Regions from separate parts of the Homo sapiens genome. Here region 1 is linked to region 2. Evidence: chromatin loops called from intact Hi-C (ENCODE). Cell type or tissue: IMR-90. All regions are shown on one strand. Links, peaks and the distances in the headings refer to the core of each region. The heading gives the core; the rest is flanking DNA.

Region 1 (5,384 bases), core at 274-5,273, 170 kb after region 2:
ATCTGTATTTTATTTAATCATTTTGTTGGCATTAGGAAATATCTATAAAGAAAAGTCAAAGTTGTCAGTATTGAAGAAGCTTGGAGACAAATTAAAAATTGCATTATTCCTGTATGTCAAGGATATGCGAAGATAAGAGATGGGGAGAAGGGCAGAATTATTTGCCAAAATAGATGAGCTATTCAAGAAAGAAGAATGATTCCTTCACTGTACCTGTTAATCCCTTCTTGGCCTTGGAGAAACTCCCTGCTTTCTTACCAGTTTTGGGTAGTTATTTGTGTATCATTTAAATCAATCTTTCCCTATTCCTCAATTTATTAAATCCCATAACTGGACATTTTATATACCTGTCTCAGTAAAATACCCAAACTGATTAAGTTGCAATTTTTACTTTATGTGGTTTTCAAAAGATTTTTTTTTTTTTTGGCAGGATTGTTCTTCAATAGAAGAAAAAATTAACACTCCTACAATAAGCTAGTTGAAAGTCTTAAGGGCAATGAAAATTTCTAATGAAATGGGAACAAATTATATAATTTGACTTTACTTGCACTTCAAAAAGATTGCATGTTACTACTTCTCTAAGTTCTGAGGGCAGTATGGGAGATTTAACTATGGATAGACCACATTAAAAAAAAAGATACAATGCTTCTTTGAAGGTTCCCAATTACTATCTAAAATTTTTTTGAAGGGAGTGCATTTTAAATCAATATGAAAAACCTAACTTAATATATACAATTACCTATTCTGAGGACTTTTCCAAGAACACTTATGACACATAAATAGAATCAAAGTATATTCAAACTGTAACAATAGGCCAAACTACTTATAACTAAGAAGCCATTTCTAAAGTGTAGTTTTATTCGAGAATGACAGCTTCAACATCTGAACATAAATACAAATATTATTTTACCTTACTTAATGGAGTTGGGAAACATATTTAGATGGCTGGGATTTTTAAGATCTTTTTGACATGAAACATAATTATTTATGATTATGATCAACTGACAAAGTATTATGTAACATATGATTTCAAAGCTGAAAGACTGTATAACTTGTTTAACATTAAGGCAATGGATAAACACTTTCTTCTTTTGAGACAGAGTCACGCTGTGTCACCAAGCTGGAGTGCAGTGGTGTGATCTCAGATCACTGCAACCTCCACCTCCTAGTTCAAGCAATTCTCCTGCCTCGGCCTCCCAAGTAGCTGGGATTACAGGCACATGTGGCTAATTTTTTAATTTTTTAGTAGAGATGGGGTTTCACCATGTTGGCCAGGCTGATCTGGAACTCCTGACCTCAAGTGATCCGCCCACCTTGGCCTCCCAAAGTGTTGGGATTACAGGCATGAGCCACCACGCCCAGCCTGCAATGGATAAACACTTTCTAAACAGCAAATTTAAACATACGATGGCAGAGTTTTTATCTTTTCCAGACACTCAAGACATGCAAATGCATTCCAAAAGACAGACACACAAAGCCATCAAGTCTAATGTGCCAACCTCAGGAAAATATGCAATGTACATTCTGCTATCCTCTTCAGACAAATTTTGTAAATTCAGCACATGAAAAGAGACTATATGGTAAGTTAGTATTTTCAAAGGTGCCAGAGGTCCAGAACATTGTCATGCGAAATGATATTGATGTGTTCTAGGATTAGAGTCCAGCTACATTCAAAACTGCCAACCTTTAAAAAGCTCAGTCACTAAAGGTAAACACATTTTCATGTACAGTAAGATTAAAACCAACCAAATCCATATAAATGGTAGTACAACCTTCTTATGACAGACAAGACACTTAAGCTCAAATTATAATTTCAAAGTATCTCATCATATACAAAGTGGTAAGCCGCAAGTGTCTAAAAAAGAGCTAGAGAATATTAAAAAGTCACAAAGAGTATATAACATGGCCAGGCGCAGTGGCTCACACCTGTAATCCTAGCACTTAGGGAGGCCGAGGTGGGTGGATCACTTGAGCTCAGGTGTTCGAGACCAGCCTGGGCAACATGGTAAAACCCCATCTCTACAAAAAATACAAAAATTAGCCAGGTGTGGTGGCCTGCACCTGTACTCCCAGCTACTTGGGAGGCTGAGGCAGGAGAATCGCTTGAGCCCAGGTGGTGGATATTGAAGTGAGCCGAGATCGTGCCACTATCCTCCAGCCTGGGTGACAGAATGAGACCCTGTCTCAAAAAAAAAAAAAAAAAAAAGAGAAAAAAACCCATAAAACACAATTAACAGTGGTTATCCTTGGTTAGAGAGATTATAAGTAATTTAAAAGTGGTTTTCCTTCTTTTTGGTTTATATATTCTCATTTATTATATTTGAACATGTATAATACTTGGGATTAAAAAATAGTAATTGACCAGGCATGGTGGCTCACACCTATAATCCCAGCATTTATCACCACCTGACATATCACATATTATTAGTTTATGTTTTGTCTTCATCATAAGACAGAGAATTTGTTTTGTTCATACCTACATCTCAGGCATGCAGTAGGCACACACCATTTGTCATTGTTATTGCTACCATAAAGTACAATACAAAGAATAAAATGAACAAGTCTATACTGATTTGTGACTTGTTCTCCAAAGAGCAGTTTTGCTTTTATAATAACTTTCTAAAACGTCAATTGCTCAAAGAATTCAAACTTCAAGAAGAACAGATATCTTTTCCTTTAAAAACTGTTGCTTTAGGATATATTTGGAGCCCTTCAAATATAAATTTTATCCACATTCCAAATAATACAATTTTAAGTAAGTGTGACTTTTAAAAATGTCTCTGCAACTTAAAGCAAAGAAAAAAACCAATCGCATTGTGTAAATGGTATAAATTGTGGCTGCTAGATTGACTATTAAAATAATTTACATCACAGACAAAAAAAAAACATATTTTTGGTACTGCTTATGTAAGCTAATTCCAAAAATGTATATTGTGCTTTCCAAAAAAAAATGAATGACTAATTCTGAGGTTAAGGATACCACAATTTGTCTCACATTGATTTCACTCAAAATATTTATTAATACGATTCCTCTCTCATCATTAAGCTTTTAGAATACAAATCATAACTTGTATAATTATTAGTTATACCAGTTATACCTCCTATAACAGCATTCTGGCATCGTGGGGCTGAAACACGAATTTTAATTCTCTGGCGTTAGCACACAAAATAAGCATGCACAGGACAAGGAGAAACTAAACTGCAAGATATCGCCACCTGGCCCATTTAATGAAGTATGGCAAGTGGTCAAGAAGGCTGAATGTGTAGAAGGAATAGCGAGTGATCTCTGTCACAGTCCACGCGACCAGAAAAAGCACCACACTCTCTTCATTCTGGATCTGCAGAATTACAGAGAAACCCAGTGTCATTCAACCTAGAACTTACTTTTCAGTGAAGGTACTTACTTTACTTATTTATTGCCTTTTATTTATAATGGAATGTTAGGGTTAGGCAAATGCAATATAGAAAACTTAATGCAGTCACCATTAACATAATTAATTATAAACGTGGAACTTAAACGTATCTTATGCACAGGAATAGTTGAGCATAGACTCGTTTTTCTTCCCTCGTCCTTCACTTCAGGAAATAACGCTATCATCAGAGGACAATGTTACCTTGCTGAAACCAAAATCTGACCCTCCTACTTCTAGTAATCATTGAATCACACCTGTTCTACTGTAGGACCAACGCTTGAATTGCTCACTCATCTTTGGCCCTTTTACTACTATTTTAATTCAGGGGTTTATCATCTCTCATCTTGACTACTGTAACTGTTTCCTAAATAGTCTTTCCTCCCTTTATTGTCCTCATGAATGCAAGTTGTCTTTTAAAAAGAAGTCAAAGAAGCAAATACATAAAAAACAAATTGGAATCAGCTAAGTCCTGTGATTTAAAAGTTTCACTGGTCCCACACTTCTTAACAGAATAAAAGGATGAGCCCTAATACCTGGGCACCATATTCAAGGTTCTTTGCAATCCTTGCTCGGAAATCTCTCCAACTTCATCTACAATTATTCAACCCTTCTACCTACTTCTCTCTCTGGTGACACTAGATGTTGTTATTTCCAGAATATGCTCTGAACTTGTGCAATTTAACACATGCTATTCACTCTCACTGGAATGTTACTCTCTTATTCCATAAAAAATCTTTTCCTATCTTTCAAGATTCAGCTAAAACATCTCGCCCTCTAGAAAACTGACTCCAACCCTCTCCTCTCACCCTGAGCAGTTATTTGCTCACCACCTTTATTTATTTATTTATTTAGCTTATTTATTTATTTATGTGAGACGGAGTCTTGCTGTGTCACCCGGGCTGGAGTGCAGTGGCATGATCTCGGCTCACTGCAACCTCCACGTCCTAGGTTCAAATGAGTCTCATGCCTCAGCCTCCGGAGTAGCTGGGATTACATGCCCTGCTAATTTTTGTATTTTTAGTAGAGACGGGGTTTCACCGTGTTGGCCAGGCTGGTCTCGAATTCCTGATCTCATGTAATCTGCTTGCCTCAGCCTCCCAAAGTGCTAGGATTACAGGCATGAGCCACCATGCCCAGCCCAGCACCCTTCTTCTACTGTACTTTGTTCATATCTGTGTTGTGGCATTTGCCAATCTGTACTAAGAGTTGTCTGGCTAACTCTTGTACATGTCAGCATTCAACATCTGTATCCCTCCTTAAGGGAAGCCTTCTTGCACTCCCTACGTCAGACTAAGTCCTTAGGTATACTGCAACGCATACCGAGCTCTTGCTTCAAAGCACTTAACACGTATATGATTAAATATTTGTTTAGCTTCTCTCCCAAGTATAGGCTCCACCAGGCGAGAACCATGTTTGTTTTATCAACAGCCATATCCCAGCACACTGCCGGGCACAGATGAGGTGCATGATTAGCATTGTGCGTGATTTAACGTTAAGTGTACCCCACTTCCCAACAGCCAGTACACTGGACAGCTGGGATTGCCTTGTTCTTTTTTTTTTTTTTTGAGACAGAATCTCGCTCTGTCACCCAGGCTGGAGTGCAGTGATGCGATCTCAGCTCACTGCAACCTCTGCCTCTTGGGTTCAAGTGATTCTTCTGCCTCAGCCTCCCGAGTAGCTGGGACTACAGGTGCGCACCACCACACCTGGCTAATTTTTGAATTTTTAGTAGAGACAGGGTTTCACCATGTTGGCCAGGCTGGTCTCGAACTCCTGACCTCAAGTGATCCACCTGCCTCAGCCTCCCAAAGTGCTGGGATTATAGGCGTGAGCCACCCCACCCGCCCACCTTATTCATTTCTGTAAATCCAGAAATTTGCACAGCACCAGGTGTAGAGAACGCATTCAATAATATTGGTTGAATTAATTAACGAGTGCTGAATAGGTACCAGTGGGAAACTATCGTCAGCA
Region 2 (5,384 bases), core at 201-5,200:
GGGACAGTATGACAAGGGGTTTCCAAAAAAGACAATATTGAGAACTGAAGTCAGACTCAGTCTCACAGAGGCAATCATTGGACACTTGCCTGTTGATAAGGCGATGCCTTGCACTTCGTCCTTTATTCCTGAAGGAGCAGGAGCAATGGCCTATCAGAAATGGCCAGGTATCTTGGATTCATGGAAACACACTTGCTGATGAAAAGAGGACAGCCCTGACTAGCACTTTCTCTTTTTGCCTCTGAGTTTGAGTAGGCAAGAAGTACACAAGAGTCCTTCTATTTGTATGAAGAAAAAGAAACAAGATCATCGTGTTTATTGTCAGAGCATTTTGAGACATTGTTTTGACTTCATTTTAAGCCCTGTTAACTTTTAGTCTTATCTCTAGCAGATTTCCTCACTAAAGTGAGTGACCAAATCTCCCTCAATGCCCATTTCTTTAAATGCTATCGCATAAAACCTGGAACATGTATTCCATAGGTTGCTTTGATGATAAGCAGATAATATGTGCCAAGCACCCAGCTGGGTGTGTCCTGGTGCAGCCGCCATCGGCCCTTCCCCTCCCCTCCCCACACTCTGGCCCTCCTTAGTTGTCTTGCTGATGGCTTCCTGTCTGTAGAGCACATTACAAACCCTAATACTTTCATTCATTCACTGATGTAGCAAATGCTTATTTTTATTTGATATATGACCCTCCATAAATGCTGGAGATACAAAAATGATGGGTAGTCCCTGCTGTTGCATTGTTCTCAATCTACCCTAGAAGTGGGCAAATAAAGTCAGTCGACACTGGCGTCATACTGACCTATGTGGAGAAACACACAGGGAGAAAGTTACAGAGAGGAGAGGCCGTTGGAAGGGCTTCCCGAGGAAAGCAGCCGCTGAGCTGTGTCTCCAGGGAGGAGCTAAGCAGCCGGCTAGGTAGAAGAGGAGGCGGCCAAGCAGAAGGAACAGCAAGTAAAAGGGCGCAGAGGCCAGACAGAAGAATGTGTCTGAATTGATAGAAAAGGGGACAGGAAGGTGAAGAGCAGTGCCAAGAAGCAGAGGACAGCCACAGAGCTGGCATCGTGTGATGCGGAAGGCATGGTCAAATTCGAGGAAGCAAGTAATACAAGGATAGATGCCTGTTGGCTATGTTGCCGACCATCTCGGCAGAAAGCCTGCTGGGAGAACAGTAGGTGGGGCAGAAGTCAGTCCATGATAACCTGAGATATGAATGGGGGTTGAACGCTGTCAACATGTTATGTGGCTTTTGTGGCCTGAGCTGCACCGCCACACCCCCTTCCTGTTGTGTGTGGGGATTCATGATGATATTAGTAGCACATACAGTAAGCGGGATCTGGGGCTTCATTTAACATCTTGTGTTTCGTTCTGTAGTGCCCCCTCCTCCTGTTGGTTTATATCTAGTATTAGTAGATATATCTCTTTAAAACTTGGTTTCATATTTTGGACTACATCAATTACCCTTACAATTTATGATCGCTTATTCATTTATACTGCCAGTTTTTCACTTTAGGGATATAATAGATCATCACCACGACTAACCCCACCACCAGCACCCCCACATACTCCTCAGTACTTTTTCTACCTTTTATTTCTATTTTTCTTTTCTGTTTTCGAGGCAGGGTGTCACTCTGTTGCCCAGGCTGGAGTGCAGTGGCATGAATTCAGCTTTTCTTTTACTTGCTGTTCCTTCTGCTTGGCCGCCTCTTCCTCCACCTGGATGGTTGCTTAGCTCGTCCCCGGAGACACAGCTCAGCGGCTGCTTTTCTCGGGAAGCCCTTCCAACTGCCTCTCCTCCCTTTCACTTTCTCCCTGTGTGTTTCTCCCTGTGTGCCCATGAAATCTTCAACTCCCACCTCCCGGGCTCAGGTGATCCTGTCACCTCACCCTCCTGAGAATACCTGGGACTACAGGTGCATGCCACCGTGCTCAGCTAATTTTTGTATCTTGTGTAGAGATGGGGTCTCACTATGTTGCCCAGGCTGGTCTTGAACTCCTAGGCTCAAGCGATCTGACCGCCTCAGCCTCCCAGAGTGTCAGGATTACAGGCGTGAGCCACAATGCCTGGCCTTACTTTTTCAACTTCTATTTGTACTTCACGTTTTACCATTTGGAGCTTCATTTAGCATCTGGTACCTTCTTCTATAGCATCTCTTCTCTTCCAAATATTTATATTCTTTGTTAAAATTTTTTTATTTCAATAGTTTTTGGGGTACAAGTGTTTTTTTGTTACATGGATGAATTGTACAGTGGTGAATTCTGAGATTTTAGTGCACCCATCGCCGGAGCAGTGTACATTGTACCTATGTGTAGTTTTTTGATCCCTAGCCCTCCTCCCATCTTCCCCTTTCTGAGTCTCTAAAGACCATTATATGCACCCTGTATGCCTCTGCATACTCATAGCTTAGCTCCCATTTATAAGTGAGGATATACAGTTTTTGATTTTCTACTCCTGTGTTACTTCATTAAGAATAATGGCCGCCAGCTCCATCCAGGTTGCTGCAAAAGACATTATTTTGTTTCTTCTTATGGCTGGGTAGTATTCCATGGTGTATATACACCACATCTTCTTTATCAACTCATTGGATGGGCACTTACGTCAGTTCCACATCTTTGCAATTGTGAATTGTGCTACTATAAACGTGTGTGCATGTGTATTTTTCATATAGATTTCTTTTCCTTTGGCTAGATACCTGATAGTGGGATTGCTGGATTGAATGGTAGATCCACTTTTAGTGGAATCTTCACGCTGTTTTCCATAAAAGCTGTACTAATTTGCATTCCCACCAGCAGTGTCTAAGTGTTCCCTTTTCCCCATCCTCGCCAACATCTGTTGTTTTTGACTTTTTAATAATGTCCATTTTTTTTGCCAGAGTAAGGTGGTATCTCACTGTGGTTTTAATTTGCATTTCCCTGATGATTAGTGGTGTCAAGCATTTTTTCCTATGTTTGTTGGCCATTTGTATATCTTCTTTTGAGAACTGTCTATTCATGTCCTTTGCTCACTTTTTGATGGGATTATTTTTCTCTTGCTGATTTGTTTGAGTTCCTCGTAGATTCTGGATTCTAGCCCTTTGACAGATGCATAGTTTGCAAATATTTTCTCCCATTCTGTGGGTTGTCTATTTGCTCTGCTGATTATTCCTTTTATGTTCTTATTAAGGTTACGTGAAAGACTTGCTCAGTGTGATCTGGGGCTCCCTCTTGTGGCAGACAGTGGCCCAAAGCCATTCCCAAACCCCTTTCCTTTCCCTGCCTTCAATACACAGGCACCAAGCGAGACATTTATATTTCTAGACTTCCAGAAGCCAAGGCTGAGCATGTGACACTTATGGCTAAAAAGATTTAGGCAGAAATCTTTGAGTAGGGATTTCCTTTTCAACTACAAAGGCAAAGCCTCATTAGGAAGAAGCCCTTTGCTCTCGTCCTTTTTTCTCTTCTCAACTGTGATGCAGACTGCCCCAAGGGCTGCCACCTTTGGCCGACATGAGGATGAGAACTAGCCGCTGAGGATGGCTGGAAGTCACCTGAGGATCAGGTAGCTCCCACCCCGAGATGGAGGGTAAGGGAAAGAAAGTCAGGGCAGGTCTTTTGAACCACATTTGTAACATTTATATAAAAGAAATTTCTTCACAGTGCTGTTTTAAAAGTATTTTAAGCACATCATTTCAAAGTGTGACCGGAATAATGATATACCAATTTGAAAGCAGTTATTTTAGTGAATAAAAGTTTCGTTTTAAGGGGGGGGAAAGGGTGTGACTGTAATATAGATTTATTTGGATTTCTGAAAAATATAGCCCGCCTGGGCTATGGTAGAAAAAGCATAAACTGTTAGAACAACAACGCAGAGCCCGCTGGAAAAACAAGGAAAGAATTCAGAAAGCCAGCGTGAGATCCTCTCTGTCCTAAAAACAACCCTGCGGGAAGGCGTCCTGGGTTCAAGTCCCAAGTTGTATACTTACTAACTGTGTGACCTTAGGCAAATCACTGCAATTTCTCTGTGCCTCATGGTCTTCGTTTGGAAAAAAAAAAAAAAAAAGGAATTTGCCCAACAAATAGTCAGTTTCTACTATATGCCATTATTATTCCAGGCACAACAGTAAATGAAACAGACAAACATCTCTGTCCACATGGAGCTCGCTGCCTAGTAGGAGGAGATAGATAAGAACAAGTACTGTGAAATATATGTGGTGTCATATGGTGAAAAGTGGTACAGGAAAAAATAGGGCAAAGAAAGAGGAAGCGGAAAGTAGGGATAGGAGTGGAGGCTGAAGGGAGAGACAGCCGGAAGCCGGAAGCCGAAAACCGGAAGCAAGAAGTAGACTAGGTGGGTATCTGGGGGATGCTCATGAAAGACCCTTAGTCCAGGAAGAGAACACTGTTGGAGACAAGGCGCCAGAGCATACTATGTTCTAGAAATAACTGGAAGTTCCATGCAGCTGGAACACAGTGAGCAAGTAGAATTGAAAGAGATGAAGTCAGAGAAGCAGTGGGGACCAGATTTTTTAATGACTCACCAGCCTCGGAAAGGACTTCAGCTTTCACTGAGTGAACTGAGGAGTCACTGGAGGAGAGGACAGGATGGAGTTTGTATTTAAAAGGACCACTTAGTGTGCTGTTTTGAGAATAGATTCTGGAAGGGGACACTAGTTCTGAGGCAATTACAACAATCCGGGCAGACAGGAGGAGAAGGTCCTTTTCCACCCCACGCATTTGCCGTGATGTAATGCGTACGAATGTGAATTTCAAGAGACTACCTGCGTTTATGATACATTATTATTGCCAGTTTATGACCTTTATGCTAAAAACATGCTAGCAGGAAAAAATATAGCCAACAAATGCAGTTGCATATGAGTTCACAGACAATGATAAACACACTTTTCAGCTTTTCAAAGAGTTGACACCAAATTGGTGTCTGATTTAGATCCTGCTTAATGGCTCAAGGAAACAGATGAGTGAGACCTGTTAAAGCAAACTAAATATGGCCTGAGGACTCCGTACTTCTATATTTGGGTCCTTGTGGACGAACTGTAACCTAGCTTAATAGTCAGACAAGATTGAAAAGCTAACTTAGAAGTATGTGCCTATAACAATAGCTGAGTTTTGGCCAATCCCAGCGGCCATACTTCAACGACTCATAGACTGCTAAGTGTTCAAACTGTGTTCAAATAAGACAAACGCCAACCTGTAACCAACCCAGCTGTTTCTGTACCTCACTGCCAATTTCTATGTGTCACTTCCTTATTTATTTATTTATTTATTTGTCTATAAATTCACTCTGACAATGAGGCATCCCTGGAGTCTCTCTGAATCTGCCGTGATTCTGGGAGCTGCCCAATTCATGAATCGTTTGTTGCTCAATTAAACTCCTTTAAATTTAA

Evidence for each region. A loop is a pair of places that touch in the nucleus more often than their neighbours do. Peaks named below come from ENCODE experiments on the same cell type or tissue, not always from the same donor. Only the 100,000 strongest peaks of a DNase experiment are listed, where the experiment ranks them.
Region 1: it touches region 2 in a loop (4-fold over the local background); 9 of 110 quality-filtered maps call a loop at or near these places.

Annotation. Positions count from the first base shown.
Region 1 is chr10:17,596,074-17,601,457 of GRCh38, forward strand. It overlaps HACD1 (3-hydroxyacyl-CoA dehydratase 1), which reads right to left. Exons shown (of 7, transcript NM_014241.4): 5 at 3,217-3,338. Among named protein-coding and RNA genes, the nearest start is that of HACD1, 19 kb to the right of the region's middle. In IMR-90, for the core only: a CTCF peak has its summit at 3,220; no DNase peak of the experiment used is centred there.
Region 2 is chr10:17,427,712-17,433,095 of GRCh38, forward strand. The region is part of intron 2 of ST8SIA6 (ST8 alpha-N-acetyl-neuraminide alpha-2,8-sialyltransferase 6); the gene reads right to left. Among named protein-coding and RNA genes, the nearest start is that of ST8SIA6, 24 kb to the right of the region's middle. In IMR-90, for the core only: a CTCF peak has its summit at 3,207 (motif pointing left); DNase peaks (open chromatin) are centred at 3,210 and 4,520; H3K27me3 peaks cover 588 bases.